2 separate regions of the Homo sapiens genome follow, and region 1 is linked to region 2. The links are chromatin contacts, found by Hi-C or POLR2A ChIA-PET in ENCODE. All regions are on one chromosome and are shown on one strand. The core of a region is the stretch at or near the end of the contact, and the rest is flanking DNA. Distances in the headings are between cores, read along the strand shown. Region 1 has its middle 71 kb from the start of TANK-AS1. Region 2 has its middle 210 kb from the start of RBMS1.

Region 1 (6,106 bases), core at 2,389-4,888, 380 kb before region 2:
TTCAATGCTACTAGTATCCCACTCCACCACCACTCCTCCAGATTAGAAGAGAGAAACTCATGTGCTATGGTCTGAATGTTTATGTCCCTTCAAAATTTATACATTGAAACCTAATCCCCAAGTGACAATATTAAGAGGTGGGACCTTTGGGAAGTGATCAGGTCCTAAGGATACAGCCCTCATAATAGGATTAGTGGCCTTATAAAAGGGGCCCCAGAGAATTGCCTTGCTCTTCCTCCATGTGAGGATGAATCAAGAAGGTGCCATCTTTGAGGAACAGCCCTCACCAGACACTGAACCTGTTGGTGCCTTAATCTTGGGCTTCCATCCTCCAGGACTGGGAGGAATAAATATTTGTTGTTTATAAGCCACCTAGTATTTTGTTACAGCATCCTGAACAGACTATGACACTATGACAGCTTGTGCATTTAATCATTAGTTAATTAGTTCATTCAACAATACTTATTGAACATCTACTATGTGCCAGGCACTGTGGTATGCACAGGAAATACAGTGGTAAATAGCACAAGTAAGCACAACTTACAGTCTCGTGAATATCCAGCCTCTTTTGGACCTCTTCATTTCTGCCACATTTTTCATATGTAGAAGGGACAATTATAGAGCCACTCTCTTAGTCACCAGGATGGAGAGTTTCATGGAGAGTGACACCTTGGTTCCACATTTCTTTTTTGTTTGAATACCTAATGCCTCAAAAGTGATGTATAATTTCTTGTCAATCCGACCACAAAATCCAGGCAGATTTGAGGCTTGTCATGAATGATAAGTTGAACTTGTTTAAGGTCACTTTTGCTTTGTTTTACTATCTAACCAGAGAATAGAGGTGTGCCTGAAGCTTGGGGGTGTCACCGTCTGGGCAGAGTAAGGACCCCACAAGGTCAAAGTAGCCCAGAGCTGTGAATTATCTGTCCTAACGTCAGATAGCATTGAGGGATGGCCTTATGGCAGCCTTTAAGGCTTCACTCTATTGTCATAGAAAACTGAGTCTTGTTCTGCCACAGTTATCTACTTCTGTGTTTTTTGTTTGTTTGTTTGTTTGTTTTTACTGTGTCACTGAGCCCACCAAAATTTTTAGTGCCGGAGACCCCGTATGCTCATGTTGAATTTGCCAACATAATGACAGTATTTGTTCTTTCCAACACTCACCATCTGGGAAGGAGAGAGCTTAGTGAGTGTTATGTCCTCTCTCTGGGCAGAGGTAAATAAATGATAAGAAAATATCCCCCAAATAATTATGCTGCTGTTGGAAAATGATCATCTCCATTTTAAAGACAAAGAAACTGAGGCTGGGACTTATATGTGCTATGTAACTAATAGGATTTGAACTATGTGGTTCCAAAGTTGTACATCTTCCTGAGTCCTTGGTAGATAAATTATGGAGATCTAAGGTGATTGGGAGAGCTCTCTGTCTCCTGGGGTACCCCATGGCTAAATGTCAAGTGTTTGCCCCTTTGGAGTTCTTGTAATGTTGGACTAAAATGACTAGAGGTGGAGTTGGCTCCCAAACGTTTTGACCTCATCAAAGGGCCATTTGCTAAAGGCTAGCCTATCTCTTCCTTATTTTAGTTCTGTCAAGAAAACAGAGGCAAAATTGACTTGCCTACTTTACAATGTTGCTGTGGCTGGCCCTTGTTATAGATTGCCAGTACAGATCCTAACTTGTGGGGATATCAATTTATAAATGGGTAATTAGACATCCTGCCTGAGTTCTCTTCTTGAGGAAGTTCCATGTGGATGCCTGTGTTTGAAAAGCGGGGATCCGCGGGTAGCGTGTTTGGTGTGGAGGAAGCTGTCTTGGTATGCAAGCTCTGCTTAGAGGCACCACTCACCGAGCCAGCATTTCCTGGCAATGTGTTGTTGGGTGAAAAAGCTGTATAGTTTCTTTTTTATTTTTTTCTCTTTCCTTAAAGCTTTATCTATATTCACACACCAGCTAGAGGGAAGAAAAAACCCTCAAGAGCTGAGTTCAAACACCTGCAGTTATTTTGAAGACAAATGATTGAATGAACTTAACATTTCCCCCCAGCAACAAGTGCTGGTGTGAAGATGAAACCTGGGAGAAGAGCAGCAAGTTCAAGAACCATAAAGTAAAGCAGAAAAAAACCTACTTTGGGTAGTTGTAATTACTCAGTTCAGGTTGTTATTGTATACAGCTTTAAACATTTAATATCTTGCTTTATAACCTTATAAATAAACAAGGACCCACATAAGGCTTTGGGCCAGTTTGAACCTCAAATATGAAATATGTCAATCTACACATATAATACATAACTATGAGAAAATGCCTTTTCTTGCTCTTCAACATTTTCTGTGTAGAGTCAGCTGAACATAAAAACACAGGGGATGGATTCACCACATTTATTTCCATTGCACAGAAAGTATCTTGCTTGTTTACTTAGTAGGTCTGCAGCAATTGCACATGTTCTTACCTCATTTCTTCCTTGGTAATTAGCATATTTTTTCTTAGAGGAGCATATGGCATCCTCACTTGTAAACAAACCCTGCAAACCTCTTTCCATGTTGTTGAGATCTGAACTGAGCTGTAATTTTATCAAGTCATAATCATGGAAGCTCATGGATTCCCTAAGATAATAAAATTCAGCACACAGGCATAATAGGTAAATTGTCAGGAACTGGACCAATGTGGTCTTATATTGCTAGATGATTCAGGATATATACAGTATACAGAACTAAGGGATGAAGTGAGAAGACCCAATTGCAGCAACTTTAGCCTGTAAACAAAGCTAGAGAATGAAAGACCAGACAGAAATAGAAAGCTGCTGAGTTTGAGTTACCAATCTGGGTTCAGTGACTCTCTGAGAAAACTGAAGTTGTTCTTTAAACAAAATAGATTTTTTTACTAAGATTCCTATTGTCTGAGATAGGAATAAAACATGATTTTCAACTACCTGTTTTGTCATAATGTAGTAGAAAAGGGGTGATTATATATGGTCACATTTTGGAGTCTGTTGTCTGAAATTGCACATGGAAATTTTGCTTGACAATCATTGTATTCAATATGCTTATCACAATTGCAGCACACAAATAACATTTATCTTCTTCCTAAATATGTAGGTGTAGCTGTAGTCATTCTAACTTTAAAAACAACCCGCAACATTTAAGAAATTCTGGCTTTGAATTTGGGAGGCCAGTTGTGCCGAAATCATACTGAATGTTTATAAATTGGTCATGAAAAAAATCCTAACAAGACAATTCAAGTGTGTTATTTTTCAATTGTGACACCTATCTACACCCAAGGAGAAAGGTGTAGGTGACTAAGTGGGGAGGTTAGAGTGGGTGCTTGCCTTTTTGCCCAGGAAATCATTTTAGCATTTTGAAACTGTTTTTATGGCACCTTGTGTAAGATATATAAAACAGAAAGTGTTAATTATACATATTAAAGAATAGGGGAAGGAGAGGAGCTAAAAACTGAGGGAGTTCTAGAGATTCTTCCCATTCCCCCCACCTCATAGCCATGCCTTGATGCTGCCAGGCCCTAGACTTTCCTAAATGCCTTGTAAAACCAAAACTACTCAGAAGATTCACATCAACGTACATGCATCAACCTTAGCTGACTTTAGTGTTTCAGAGGGAAGTGAGAGTTTTGGGGCCTCTGGGAATTCTGAGCTAAGTGGTTTGACAGTAGACTGAGAAAAAACAAGAGATGTTATGAGGTGCATCAGAACCCTTGGGGTAGCCTCAGGACTGTCAAGCAGGGAGTTGCGGATTCAGGTTGGGATATGACAAACACCATGCCTGATAGCCTAGGAAGAAAGTGAGAGCCAAAAGAGTTAGGTGTCTCTGGGGGGAGTCATTTCGTCAATGGTTTCTATAAGTTCTGGCTCTATATTGGTCAGATAAACACAATGAGCCCCAGTGTTGGTCAAATAAGCACAATAAGCCCAAAGGTATATTACCTGAGTTAAATCTTACATCGGTGAATCTCAGTCTTGGCTATATATTGGAATCTCCTGGGGAGCGTTAAAAAATACTGATGCCTGGTTCCTATGCTTAGAAATACTGATTTAATTGGTTAGGAATGCTGCGTAGGCTTTGGGAGTTTTAAAAGCTCTCCAGGTGATTCTAATGGACAGCCAAGGCTGTGAACCACTGCGTATGACCTAAATTGAGTCTGTTTGGGTAAATATGTTGCAATTCACCTTCTCTAAAATAGTAAAAATACTTGGTTTTAACCTTGCACTAATATTTCAAATATTTCAACAACCTTTCAAGGTTTAAGAGTTGAGTAGTATACATTTGAGATGTAGTAATATCCCAGGGTGAGGTTCCCCTGGGACCTACCCTGGCTAGCCTCAGCATGATGGCGCTTGCCTGCCCTTCACCTCAAATCCTTGCTGCAGTGCTGTGTTCTGTCATGAGAGTCACAAGATACTTGGTGATTGCAAATCTGCTGGCTTATAATAAGTAAATAGTGGGCAAAGCAAAGGTCCTTAGGAATCGAAGATACCTATGGCACCCTATTATCTGTAAGATAATTTTGGACTTCATTGAATCATTTGTGTGTGTGTTATTAATACTTTGCTTTGCTTTTTCCAGATGAAAAAGATGTCTTATACAAAATTTGTCAATCAAACATAGCTGAGGTATTTTGCTCAACAGATATATTGCCTCTTATGATTTAAATGGGGGATTAACGAAAGGTTTTGAAAATTTGGCATTAAGAAAAATGGCTAAAACTCACTTTTGATTGCCCCTGAGTGATGGTGAAGGAAAGGGGGAATAAATGAAGTCAAGTGACTTATGGTTGTACCATCTAATTTTCTTGCATCTTGACAGACCTTGTCTTGTGACAATTTCCAAGGGGTTCTTGCCTTTTTATATCCAGAGTAGTATATGTGGACCCAGGATTCCTACTCCAACTAGAGGACTAACGTCTTGAAGGCTGTGATTATGATTTTTCTTCTGGAATTATTAGCAAGTCAAGATGTAAGCAATAAAGCTATAATGGTGGAATAAATGAGGTGGAGGTAGAGAATTAGGGGTCTATTTATACCTGATCACCTAGGTAGCTCACCACCCCACTACCTCCAGGGTCCACCTCACCACCCTACTACCTCCAGGGTCCACCCTGTCTAAGCCTCAGAATCTATCTACATGGATGGGAAGGATGCTAGCTTGTCAAAGAAAGCAAGCTTTGAGAAGACCACCAAGACATATTCTGAGATCAGATTTTACAACCTTATTTACTGAGATCATTAGACTGTTTGCAAAATGTTTGTTGTTGCTGTTCTACTTAGTAAATGGGCCTATAGAGATCTATTTAGTAAAACCTTGTTATTTGGACAGAGAAAACCAAGGGCTAGGGAAGTTAAATTGGCCATAATCAATACCGTGAGTTTTTTTTCTTTTTTTTTTTTTTTTAAAAAAAAAGCTAAGACTAGAACCTGGTTCTCTAGTACCAAATCCAAGGCTGTTTCCTCTGAGATGGTTGCAGTTTCAGAATAAGAGAAAGAACCTCTTAGTCAATCCCACAGTTTAACAAAGCTGATTGGGAAAAATGAAAATATTAAAGAAAACATGTTTGTATAGTATTTATGTTTAGTGATGTTCAATCAGCATTTATTTATATTATAAAAAATTAGAAATTGCCTGAACTGTCACAGAAAGGAAGGTTGCTTGGTAAAATACCATTTCCATTATACAATATGAAAGAAAATAATTCAGCCATTAAAAACCATGTTCTTGAAGCCTATTTAAAGATATTGAAAGATGGTCATAATAAATGGCAATTCATGACAGAAAGCAAAGTTGAAAAAGCATGGGTTAGATGCTAAGCATTACTTCTAAACTACTAGGCTTTGTGTCTAAGGCTACACATTTCTGAAGTTTATGGAGAGCCTTTAAATGTCAGCATCAGTTTTAACCAAGAGCTCTTTTCTTACACAACATCTAAAAATATCTATTAGTTTAACTTGTCAGCATGTAAAACATTTGCTATGATTTTTCTCATCGTATCACTCAAATCATGTCAGCTAGAAAGAAAAAACTGCTTGGATAATCTGGCAATGACTAATGTTATTTGCTGAGATTTTCTGGAGGCTATTTAGCAGCAATTTAATAATTGTTA
Region 2 (6,270 bases), core at 3,284-5,783:
GTTCAACATATGCAAATCAATAAATGTGATTCACCACATAAACAGAATTAAAAACGAAAATTATATGACATAGAAAAAGCTTTCAATAAAATGCAACATACCCTTATGACAAAAACTCTCAACAACTTGGCATCAAAGGAACATGTCTCAAAATAATAAAAGCCATCTATGACAAACCCACAGCCAACATCATACTGAACGGGCAAAAGCTAGAAGCATTTCCCTTGAGAACTGGAACAAGAAAAGGATGTCTACTCTCACCACTCCTATTCTATGTAGTACTAAAAGTACTAGTCAGAGAAGTCAGGCAAAAGAAATAAATAAAGAGCATCCAAACAGGAAAAGAGAAAGTCAAGTTAACTCTCTACACTGATGATATGATTCCATACCAATCAGTTAAAAAAAAAAAAAAAAGAGAGAGAGATTCTATCCCTAGAAAACCCTAAGAACTCTGCCAAAATGTGCCTGTAACTGATCAATGACTTTGGTAAAGTTTTAGGAAACAAAACCAATGTAGAAAAATCAGTAGAATTCCTATACAGCAATAATGTTCAAAGTGAGAGCTAAATAAAAAAATGCAATCCTATTTACAATAGCCACAAAAAAAAATACCTAGGAATACCTCTTAATCAAGGAGGTGAATGATCTCTATAGGAGAACTATAAAATACTACTGAAAGAAATCACAGGTGACACAAACAAATGGAAAAAACTTCCATGCTTCTGGATTGGAAGAATCAATGTTCAAATGGCCATACTGTCCAAAGCAAACTACAGATTCGATGCTATTCCTATCAAATTACCAACATCATTTTTCACAGCATTAGGAAAAACTACTATAAAATTCATAGAAACCAAAAAAAGAGTGTGACTAGCCAAAGCAATCCTAAGCAAAAAGAACAAAGCTAGAGGCATCACATTTCTCAACTTAAAACTATACTGCAAGGCTATAGTAACAAAAACAGCATGGTATCTATAAAAAATCAGACACATAGACCAATGGAACAGAATAGAGAATCCAGAAATAAAGCTGCACAGCTGCAGCCTGATCTTTGACAAAGTGCACAAGAATTAGCAATGAGAAAAGGACTCCCTATTCAATAAATGGTTCTGGGATAGCTGGCTAGGCTTATGCAGAAAAATGAAACTCGACCCCTACCTTTTACTATATACAAAACTTAACTCCAGGTGGATTAAAGGCTTAAATGTAGGACTTCAAACTATAAAAACCCTAGAAGAAACTCTAGGAAATACCATTCTGAACATCAGCCTTGGGAAATAATTTATAACTAAGTCCTTAAAAGCAACTGCAACAAAAAGAAAAACTGACAATTGAGAACTAATTAAAGAGCTTCTGTACAGCAAAAGAAACTATGAATAGAGTACACTGACAACCTACAGAATAGAAGAAAGTATTCACAAACTATGCATCTGACAAAGGTTTAATATCCACGATCTATGAGGAACTTAATTCAACAAGCAAAAAACAAATAACCCCATTAAAAAGTAGGCAAAAGACATGAACAGACACTTCTTCAAAGAAGACATATAAATGACCAACAAACATATGAAAAATGCTCAACATCACTAATCATTAGAGAAATGCAAATCAAAACCACAATGAAATACTATCTCACACCTGTCAGAATGGCTATAATGAAAAAGTCAAAAAATAACAAGCAAGACAGTGAGAAAAAGAGAACACATATACGCTGTTGGTAGGAATGTAAATTAATTTAACACTGTGGAAGGCAGCATGGAGATTTCTCAAAGAACATAAAACAGAACTACCATTTGACCCAACAATCCCATTACTGGGTGTATACCCAAAGGAAAATAAATCCAAAAAGATACATGCACTCATATGTTCTACCAAAAAGACAGTGCTATTCACAATAGCAAAGACATGGAATCAACCTAGGTGTCCATCAACAGTGGATTAGATAAAGAAAATGTGGTATATATCCACCATGGAATACTACACAGCCATAAAAAAGAATGAAATCAAGTTATTTGTGGCAACGTGAATGCAGCTGGAGGCCATTATCCCAAGTGAATTTACTCAGGAACAGAAAACCAAACACCATATATTGTCACTTGTAAGGGAGCTAAGCATTGGGTACACATGGACATAAAGATAGAAACAATAGGCACTGAGGACTACTAGAATGGGAAGAGAGGTAGAGGGGCTGAAAAAGTACCTACTGGGTGTTATACTCACTGCCTGGATGATGGGATCATTTGTACTCCAAACCTCAGCATCATGCAGTATACCCATGTAACAAACCTGCACGTGTACCCTCTGAATCTAAGACAGAAGTTGAAATTATAAAAAAAAGATAAATGAATTGAATTTTAGCTTTAAAAAATGCATCATATACCTAAATATAAGGGCTAAAACCATAAAATTATTAAAGTATGAGAATAAGTGTGGCTACAGTTAACAATATTGCATTTTATATTCCAAAATCGCTAGACGAAGGGATGTTGAATGTTTTCACCATAAAGAAATGATAAATGTATAAGATTATGGTCATGTTAAATACTCTGCTTTGGTTCTCACACATTGTTTAAATGTATCAAAACTGTACCCCATAAATATGTACAATTATTATGTGTCAATAAAAAACAAAGGAGAAAAGAAAGTATGGGAGTACATCTTCATGACCATGGATGAGGTAAAGCCTTCTTAGATATGACACTGAAAGCATAAGAAACAAAAAATAAAATGGGTAAATTGAACTTGTTTAAAATTTAAAACTTTTGTACATGAAAGGATACTTTTAAGAAAGTGAAATGGCAACCCACAGAACAGGATAAACTAATATGCAAATCAGATAAGGGTCTAGTATCCAGAATATATAAAAAGAACTCTTACAGTTCAATAATAAAAATGCAAATGGCCCAATTTAAAAATTAGCAAAGGACTTGATAAATATTTCTCCAAAGAAGATATACTAATAGCCATCTTGAAGCTTTTTTACCAGCTGATTCTCAATAATTTTTGTCTTTCCTCCACTCTTGCTTTCGCATTGCCCTGGCTACACCCCAAAAGGGGACATCACAAGAAATTGTACCCTTTGAAATCTGAAGTACTTTCATCCCAGTGTCTCATCACTAACTGTGCCTACTTCATTGCTTTTTCAACCTCCTGAGCCCTCTCATCTCTTTTTTCCAGTCTATCAATGCTTCTTCTGCATACACACATAAATACACACACAAAGGAATGATGCTGGGTATTATATCCCTAGTGATGGACAAATAAACAAGGTGAAAATGATGACAATGATGACAATGATTCTGATAAACGCATACCAGTAAGTGATCAAGGGCCTCCCTGGAGTAAACCCCATCCCGCCGGGTGAGAACGTACTTCACCCCCTTTCCAAAATCAACAGAACCTGATCAAAGCAAAAGGATTTGTTATCCCTCAAGAAACCTCCTAGTAGCTGATGGCTTTGCCAGTGTTATTGTTCTAAGCCCAATCACTTCAGATAAAATTATGATGCCACATTCTGAGACCTAAAGTATTTCCCTTCTCTGCTAACTTTGTCTCCTTTTCTCCCTCACCCTCCCTTGAAAACCCCTTTCTTTCTTAGAGTTCCCCCCACCCTCTGTGTCTTCTTCATCTTGGCTGGGAACACATGCTGGTCCCTCTGAGGGAAATGTCCGTTTAGCAGCCCTTGTTTCTCCGTGTGTTTTTGGTCTCCGTAGGCTGCTCCTATAACTTCTCCATACCTGCTCTCTAGACAGCTGATACTTATCAGTAGTGAAAACCTGCCCCAATGTGATAAATATAATTTTTGTCTGCTTGGCAGCAGGTTACACACAAGGAAGTGCACAGAAAGTTGCTAAAAGGCACATATTCCCAGGGTTACCTGGCTAACAAGCAACGATAAGGGAAGAAGAGATCAAATGAATTGGATAAATGCAGTAAAGAGAGAGAGAAGAGCTCAATGTATGATAAATTGTCAAAGATGCAGGTTTTGAGAAAAATGGACCAACTTTATTAAAGAAGATTTTAAAAGTTGTTTAGATTTGGTAACTCTCATCTTTAAAAAAAATACATAAAAACAAAACATTTCTTGAATTTCCCGCTAAAAAGTTTAAATCATTACAGTTCTGTTTTGTTAATTTTTGCAATACTTAAACAAAAAATGGCATAAAAAGCCCCACCTTAAAAGACCGTGTTCAGAACTGTTTTCTTTGTCCCTCTCATGTTCATACCAGTTGGTGTCCTCTTTCTGCAGGGGCCTTATATCTGTTCTGAGCCACATCATTGTGTAAATGCTCTGAAGTATGAGGTAGGAGTGGCTCCCTGGCAGTGGTCTCTGTTTGCATGCCCACAGTGATTCTAGAAAACATCTGGGCCATATGGTGCTCAAGTCCCGGATGCCAATTTGGATGTACTGAAAGAAGAACTGAAACATAGAAGTAGAGATGCCAAGCAGAAACCAGGGTAAGAGCAGGCAAAGTTTCTTAGGTTCTTCTCTTGGTGGGGGGACCTCAAACCCTACCAGACCACCCAGCATTGCAAAAACCTTCCTGGCAGGGCTGCAATCTGGAAGTGCAATTCCACACCTCACCCTAACCCAGGTCTGAACTACCACCCAAGGGGCAGGGGTCAAAGCTTCCCATTCATACCCACGTTCTCTGATTTGCAATCTTACCCTCAGCCTCCGTGTTGTCATTCAATTCAGAGAAAGCCTTTCAACGAGGCCACAGAGGTCACGGAGACGACTCAAGCTCTTGCGAAGGCGGAGTTTCCCATTTCCTGACTTAACATCTGCCACTCAGTTTGAGGCTCTCTTTCTTCCTCTTAGCTTTAAAGAAGAAAAATTATTGAATAGCCCAGGGCTAGGGGTAGCAAAAAAATCTCATTACTTCTTCTCTGCTGTCTTCTCTCAGGATGCATTTCCTAGTCAATATTCTTGCAACAAATCATTTTTAATTTGAAAGTCACACTCCTCCATAAAAATGTACACAAATATTAGGAGGCTAGGCAGGGAATTGCTGTGCTCAGCATATTGTAAATACAAGAACTGTTTCCCTAATGCAAGAGGCATAAATTATCAATTTATCTTTCCATGGCTGTCTCATCTGGTTATAAATGATAGCAGAGTTTTAACTAAATATAAATATTGAAGTTCATTAAACAACTAAGATTTCATCCAAAAACAAAAACAAAACAGTAGAAAACTGGGGCTTATGTCGCATCTAAGCAAATGAAAGCAGGGTAAAAATTGGTTTAAGTTAAAGAAAATAATATTTAAATGTTGCTTGGAAGTTGATTTAAAAAACAAAGTAAACCTAAAGACTTGAATAAAGATGAAAATGACCTTTAAATTATTTTTACTTTATTGCAAATAGAATTAAAACTAGTTATTGGCCCGGCACGGTGGCTCACGCCTGTAATCCCAGCACTTTGGGAGACTGAGGCAGGCAGATCACCTGAGGTCAGGAGTTCGAGACCCACCTGGCTAACATGGTGAAAGCCCATTTCTGCTAAAAATATAGAAAAAAAAATTAGCTGAGCATGGTGGCATGCGCCTGTAATCCCAGCTACTCTGGAGGCTGAGGCAGGAGAATTGCTTAAACCTAGGAGGCAGAGGTTGCAGTGAGCTAAGATCACGACATTGCACTCCAGCTTGGGCAACAAGAGTGAAAAACTCCACCTCAAAAAAACTAGTTATTTACTTGCAAATAATTACTGAGATTCTATGAAGTTTAATTCTGCAAGTAATATTTGTATGTTGCTTATCATAGACTAAAGTAGGAAGAATGAAAGTTATTTTTGTGTTTTTCCATGGACTTAGAGAACACAGTCTGAGAGATACTCCACGAGTGAGTTCAAGTAAAGGAGGATCAGTGTTTTACATTTCTGAATATGAATGTGGGTGGAGTGTGTGTAAGTGTATGCATTTATGTGAGGGGTAGGTGTACATAAATAAAAACACTTTAAGATTTTATTTACTTCTGTAGAGTTTGAAGTTTTGAAATCAAGCATATATGTAGGCAAAATGAAAAAAATTAATATAACATCTCTGCAAATCATTTGAGAATTGAGAAGACATCTTAGTAATTATCTCTTCCTCCCCTAAATTTACCCATAAGCCAGTGAAGACCCAGAGGCAGCAAGCGGTTCTCATTCAATCTATGGTGTAGAATTCAGGCAGCCTCTTCATGATGCTATTTTCATGGTGCAGTCTTCTCAGGGCCTTCCTAGTTTTTGTTTGTTTCCACTTAACATTTTAATTTTTTTAATAAAAAA

Evidence for each region. Hi-C counts contacts between places; a loop is a spot of excess contacts on that map. ChIA-PET counts read pairs that join two places held with the same protein, here RNA polymerase II (POLR2A). Pooled maps may share reads with other maps.
Region 1: a loop to region 2 is called in a map with no recorded cell type, with 15 times the contacts of the local background. The contact joins two enhancer-like sites. A Hi-C loop is called at or near these places in 4 of 37 single-sample maps with no recorded cell type and 1 of 50 pooled maps. POLR2A ChIA-PET finds 5 or more read pairs at or near these places in 1 of 52 experiments (MCF 10A).

What each region holds. Positions count from the first base shown.
Region 1 is chr2:161,086,348-161,092,453 of GRCh38, reverse strand. No RefSeq gene overlaps it. Among named protein-coding and RNA genes, the nearest start is that of TANK-AS1, 71 kb to the left of the region's middle. RefSeq lists an enhancer at 1,528-1,657. Within about 2 kb of position 3,638, at least 2 of the 41 ENCODE cell types and tissues checked have a DNase peak (open chromatin) inside an H3K27ac peak, as active enhancers do.
Region 2 is chr2:160,702,559-160,708,828 of GRCh38, reverse strand. No RefSeq gene overlaps it. Among named protein-coding and RNA genes, the nearest start is that of RBMS1, 210 kb to the right of the region's middle. Within about 2 kb of position 4,533, at least 4 of the 41 ENCODE cell types and tissues checked have a DNase peak (open chromatin) inside an H3K27ac peak, as active enhancers do.